2 separate regions of the Homo sapiens genome follow, and region 2 is linked to region 1. A link is a loop called in an ENCODE intact Hi-C map of the cell type or tissue named here. Cell type or tissue: heart left ventricle. All regions are shown on one strand. Each heading gives the region's core, and the rest is flanking DNA. Links, peaks and the distances in the headings are about the cores only.

Evidence for each region. A loop is a pair of places that touch in the nucleus more often than their neighbours do. Peaks named below come from ENCODE experiments on the same cell type or tissue, not always from the same donor. Only the 100,000 strongest peaks of a DNase experiment are listed, where the experiment ranks them.
Region 2: it touches region 1 in a loop (3-fold over the local background); 16 of 110 quality-filtered maps call a loop at or near these places.

The regions. Positions count from the first base shown.
Region 1 is chr2:174,051,981-174,054,896 of GRCh38, forward strand. No RefSeq gene overlaps it. Among named protein-coding and RNA genes, the nearest start is that of LINC01960, 28 kb to the left of the region's middle. RefSeq lists an enhancer at 1-709. In heart left ventricle, for the core only: no CTCF peak of the experiment used is centred there; a DNase peak (open chromatin) is centred at 1,351; H3K4me3 peaks cover 417 bases; H3K27ac peaks cover 556 bases.
Region 2 is chr2:173,588,888-173,591,803 of GRCh38, forward strand. No RefSeq gene overlaps it. Among named protein-coding and RNA genes, the nearest start is that of CDCA7, 240 kb to the left of the region's middle. In heart left ventricle, for the core only: no CTCF peak of the experiment used is centred there; a DNase peak (open chromatin) is centred at 1,594; H3K4me3 peaks cover 395 bases; H3K27ac peaks cover 913 bases.

The DNA of each region.
Region 1 (2,916 bases), core at 211-2,710:
CGCACATTTGCCTTTCATCTAGCGCCCTGCACAGGGTTTGAACCAAAAGAACTTCATAAACATGAGAAGAATAAACGATGAAATAAATGCATGGATGAAAGGATGGATGGATGAACAAAGAAGGAATGGACACATTTTTGTCTTTAGAATTTCTAACACAAGGACATACCATAACTAGCGCAGAGTGAAAAACATTATCCAGATAACACTCTTCTAACCAGACGTTCAGAGACTGAACTTTGAAAACAAAGGGAAGGAAAGAAAACAGCTCTTTGCACTGCACTGCACTGTATGTCTGCACTTGGAGTAAAATAATGTGGTAGTGATATTCAGCTCTCATGGTCTTCCCTTGAGATGGGAAGCTGGAAAAGGAGCGGTTGACATTCATGATAAAGCTAAAACATCTTAACGGGCACTGAATAAGTTTGATGTTATAAATGCCATTTATAAGCGAATCTGAGGCAAGATCCTAAACAACAGAGAACAGCTGCGGCACATGAGCACTTACTGACAGGCTCCAGGCCACACAGGCTCTGGATTTGACGACTGCCACACTTCAGCACTGGCGCAGGAGCTGCTTATGGAAAAGCTGCATAGATGGCCCAATAACCACCCAAGACAGAAAGCCTATATTTCGATGATTTGCAAAAGGATGAAATGACATTGTCATTCAGTTTATTAGATTACTGCTTCTTATCTCCTTTCTCCTCTTTTAAATTTGGCACTAGGAGGATAACATATTCACTAATGATTGTGGTTTTTAAAGGTAAAAATGTTTAATTATGAGATAAGAGGAAATTATTTGCTGGAGAGCACGGAGCAGCCCGTGTGAGTACAGGAATGGCACCCTTAGGCACTGCTGTTTAATTTACAAGCTATTTATCTCCTCACCTACACCCAGCAGAAACAATTAGCACTTGGTAATTTGTTGATCTTATCTAAGTCATAGGATCTGTTATCATAGTTGCCACCACTGTAAAGGCTACACTATGTGAAATGAACAATTTAGAAATGGCTGGCTATTCGGTCATGCTCATTTAACTTGTTTTGAATTTATTTTAGACTGGTGAAGTCTTCACATTTTGGTCTCACTTCTAAATCAATGCATTAATTTTGGGAGGGATTTTAAGACGTTTTCAGAGACTTGTATTTAATACTATCACAGTGGGGACCAGACTCCTTTTCCAAGGAGCCACCCAGACCCCTTTTCCAAGGAGCCACCCAGACCCTCAGAAAGCAGTACCTGTGGAAACACAAGTGAACGGGATGAAGAATGATGCGATCTTGTATGAAAGTTTTCAAACAGCCGCCAAGAACAGCAACTCCTCTCCCATCGGCCCTCGGCCCCCCGGGACTCAGTGACTCCAGGTCAGCTGGGATTCCCAGGCTCTACCCTCCCTCCCCTTTAGTACCTAATCCCTTGAAGGGCTGAGATGAAAGTATTTCCAGACTGTCTTACTGTCTGTCACAGATTGTGAGCCCAGAGGTCACTCTGGCACCTCCTTGGCACCCGCTGGTTTTGCAAGAGACCATGGGAAGCACTTGCAGAGTTTCCCTGAACTGTGCTCCACAAAACTGTTCCAAAGTCAAATCAGTGTGGTGGAGGGAAAGGGGGTTTTAGATAGGAACTTTTTCTCGTCCCTCCCAATTCCATACCGTTCCTCCCCCATTGAAGCAGGCGGGGCACAGTGCTCATTACCTTCTGGAGGCTGCTGATCGGACGGAAACAAAGCCAAAGTCCTTGGGAGAATTCAGCTGACTCTCAAGCAAAGGCTGGATGAAGGGAGAGAGACTTACTCCAGCCTGGAAAGGGTTTTTGAGGAGAGAAGAAAAGGGGAAGGGAGACAGGAAGAAAAGGAGAAAAGGGAAGGGGAGGAGGAATGCGGTAGGGAAACAGGAGTCTGGAAGAGAAGTAGGGGGCGGGGAAGGAAGAGGGGAGAGGGAGGAAGCCAGGGTTTGTGGCTCAGGAGAGCCCCAGGCCCAGCCTGCAAGCAGAGCACCAGGGAGGTGGCAGAGACAAAGTGGTCAGGAAGTGCACCTAGACTGGGCTTGCAAACGCAAATGCTTTCAGGAGTCAGGCAGAACGGGTGAAACAGGCCTGAGAGGCAGTGGGAAATAGGAGAGGCTGAATCACAGGGAGGGAAGCATGCACCCCCACCCAGAGGATGAGGATCCCTTTCCCTCGAGCATCTCCCAGAAACTGAGCTCAGTCCTCAGACCTGGCAGATCCTGTGAACAGGGATTCTGGGCGTCTGAGCAGTGCCTGAGTGGATCAACAAGTGAGAACCAGGTGGTGGTGGTGGTTTTTTTCCCTCATCAATCTGGAAGAAAAGGGAGTCAAAATCAGAAATTAAATAGCTTCTTAGACACTTGGGTCTGTGCACCAAAATTTATACCAACGTCCTATGTTTGGGAAATGTTTATTTCACAAAGTTAAACAAATTTCCTTATTGTGGGACTTCTCAGAAATTTTAACATGACAAGATACTACATTCAGGATCTCAGGAAAAGGGATTCAAAAGATCACTAGTGCACTGGTAAATTATTAATAACCAACTTAAGGTTTAAATCAGGGATTTCAAAAATCCTAATTTGACTGCGTGCAGCAGCTCATGCCCATAGTCCCAGTGCCTTGGGAGGTCGAAGTACGAGGATGGCATGAGGCCAGAAGTTTGAGACCAGCCTGGTTAACATAGTGAGACAGCCATCTCTAGAAAAAGTAGGTTAGTCAGGCACAGTGGCCTGTACTTGTAGTCTCAGCTACTCAGGAGGCTGAGGTGGGAGGATTGCTTGAGCCCAGGAGTTTCAGGCTGCAGTGATCTATTAATATGATAGTGCCACTGCACTCTAGCCGTGTGACAGAGCGAGACCCTGTGTCTAAAAATAACAACAACTCTGATTTGTAGCACTGCCAGT
Region 2 (2,916 bases), core at 178-2,677, 460 kb before region 1:
GTCTAGTTATGAGAAGATGTGTCACAGAAGTTAAAGATTGCTTGATTCACAAAAACCTGCGTGTTTTGCCTTCTTTTCTGGTATAGTTAATGACTGACAGAACAGAAAACTTTATATAATGAGGCAGCATTACTGCTTAGGAAATGTCCATCTCTTTCTGACTCATTGTGTAACGTTTTCCTGACATTTAAAAATGTCATTTCCTGTGCTCCCCTATCTTCTTCAGCTGTGCGTCAGCCCACCCTGCCTGTCCTCATCATGTCTGCTAATGGGTCCATGCGCCTCTGCTCCATGGACCGCATTGCTGCCCCATGTCAAGCATACATTTTTACACACTATGAGGCCTGTCGGTCATGCTCTTCAATATCATGGGTCTCTCTGCAATCCTTTAGCAGTCTGGACCAGCCGCTGGCTTTTGCCCCACCTCCCGCTGTAAGGTGAGCACTCCGGACAGAGGACATATTCCTGGCTCAGCTACCTAGCAGAACTTTTAACCCTTCAAACCAGCATGACTTCAACTTTGTCGCATTCTGCATTTTCAAAACTGGTTTCAGATCAGTGCCAGTGCCCCTAACAGCCAAAATAAACATTTCATTTCTGACGTTCCTGTATTATTCTCCTCCAACGTATAGTCATTAGCATTGCTTGGTTATGTTCCATGTTCAAAGCACTGTGTGTGTGTGATCAAAACAAGTTTCAACACACGTAACATAGTATGGTCTCTGCAGTTAAGTGTCAATCCAAAGTTTCCTTGGAAAAATACCCAACTTTGAAGGATCTGTGTTAAACAGTTGACTTTGCTGTTAGAGTATCTGAGTTCAGATTGTGGCTCCACCACTGACTAGTTCTGTGGCTTTTGCCAAATTTCTTAGGTGCCTTCTCTGCCAGCCAGGTGCAATGAGTACCTACCTGCAGGCTATCAGGAGGATTACATGAGCTAATCATGCAAAGCTCTTAGAGTAACATTTGTCACTGAGTAAACACTCAGTGATGCGGGTTATTACCAGACAGTATTTTTCTATTTACCTCATGAAATGTTGATTTCTGCATCAGAGGAGTGGCCTATACAAGCTTATGTAGAAAAAAATATTTTTTCATCAGGGAAACAGTCTTGAAAAATGCACATTGTCTGTTGGTTTCGTTGGTGAGCCTGTTGCTTGCTTGGAGCTGCCCTGTATTCACGGCCCTGAAGGCTGACTTCCAGCTCACCCTGCATCTGAATGAACAGGACAGCTGTCCAGAAGTAAAGTCTGTATCAGATTCCCCTGCCAATATAGTTTTTCAAAACATAGGACAGTGGTTTTTAAAATACATGGCAAGTTTTGCTTCTCACTCTGGGCAGGGTTTCTTCTTTAAACTGAGCATTTCTCTATCAACAGCATGCTTTGCAGCTGCCATTTTTGACTCCCTATGGATCCACATCCCATCCAGGCATAAAACCAGTGGCCAATTTCTGGCCTGGAAGGGCTGTTCTAGTGGGTGAGGGAACTGTTCTTTTAAGGGCGGCTGCCACTTGAGAGTGCAAGTTCATTGTTGGCAGCCCCAGCTGTCCTTCATTAGGGTAATGACTGCAGACTGAGGGGAAGGCTCCCTGCCAAAGGTGACTCAGTGGAGAGTCAGATGCCGCTCTCGGAGAATGCAGCTTCACAAAGGGCTGCTTAACCTGGACCCTGGCTTTCACAAGCCCAGGAGGGGAATTTTAGTTTCAAGTACTGTGATTGTTTTCACAGGCCCATAAAAGGGATCTTTGTCAGAGCCTAATCATTATCATAACATTTGAGTGGCCACATAATTCCATTCCGTTCTACAAATAACCAATGGTGTCAATTATGTACAGGACACGGAGCTGGGTCTTTAGGGAATTCCGAGAAACAAGACATGGTTCAAGCCCTCTAGTAGCTTACAATTTAGTAAGGAAGCTAAGACAAGTATAATCACCAATTATCCAAACAAGTGTTCATTGGTTTTCTCTTACGTGCCTGGAAATAGGCCAGAAAAGGAAAAGCAGGTGCATAAAGCCAAGTCTCTGCCCTGGAAGAATGAAAGTAAAATAGGTACCATGGTGATTTCTTTTATCATTTAAGACTTTTTATTTTGAAATAATTTTAAACTTAGAGAAAAAAGTAGAAGAGTACTCTTTGTATATCTTTTACACTGATTTCCAGTTGTTAAGATTTTACCACAGTTGCTTTATCATTATTTTCCTGTAAACTATATATATATATTCTTTCCCATCTGAATCAACTGAGAGTAAGCTGAACACTTCTAAACATTTCACTGTGTATTTCCTAAAAGACAAGGACACTCTCCCACCTAATCACAGAACAACCATCAAAATCAGTAAATTAACATTATAAACACTACTCTGTAATCCAGGACCCCACTTAAATTTTACTAAATATTCCAATAATGTCTTCAAAGTGGGAAAAAATTCCCTTTTTAAGTCATTATCCAATCCAGGATAACATATTACATTTTGTTGTCATCTTTTTGGACACTTCTTCAGTCTTTTCTTGTCTTTTGTGACCTTGATATTATTGAAGCATATTCAACAGTTATTTTGTAGAGTGTCCCTCAATTTGAGTTTGTCTGATGCTTTCTCATGATTAGATTCAGGTTGTGTGTGTTTGACAGGAATACATATGGTAGTGTTGTATCCTTCTCAGTCTATCATGGTAGAAAGGACATGATACCAGTAAAGTCCCATCCCTGGTTATGTTAACTCTGATCACTTGGGGAAGGTGGTGTTTGCCAGCATTCTCTACTGTAGAGTTATTATTTTTTTCTTTTGTAATTCATCAGTATTTTGTGAGGAGCTACCTTGCAATCATGTAGATATCTCATTCCATAAAACCTCTCAACTTGTTTTATCATCCTTGAAAGATTCGTGCCTGAATAAAATACTACCATGATAGC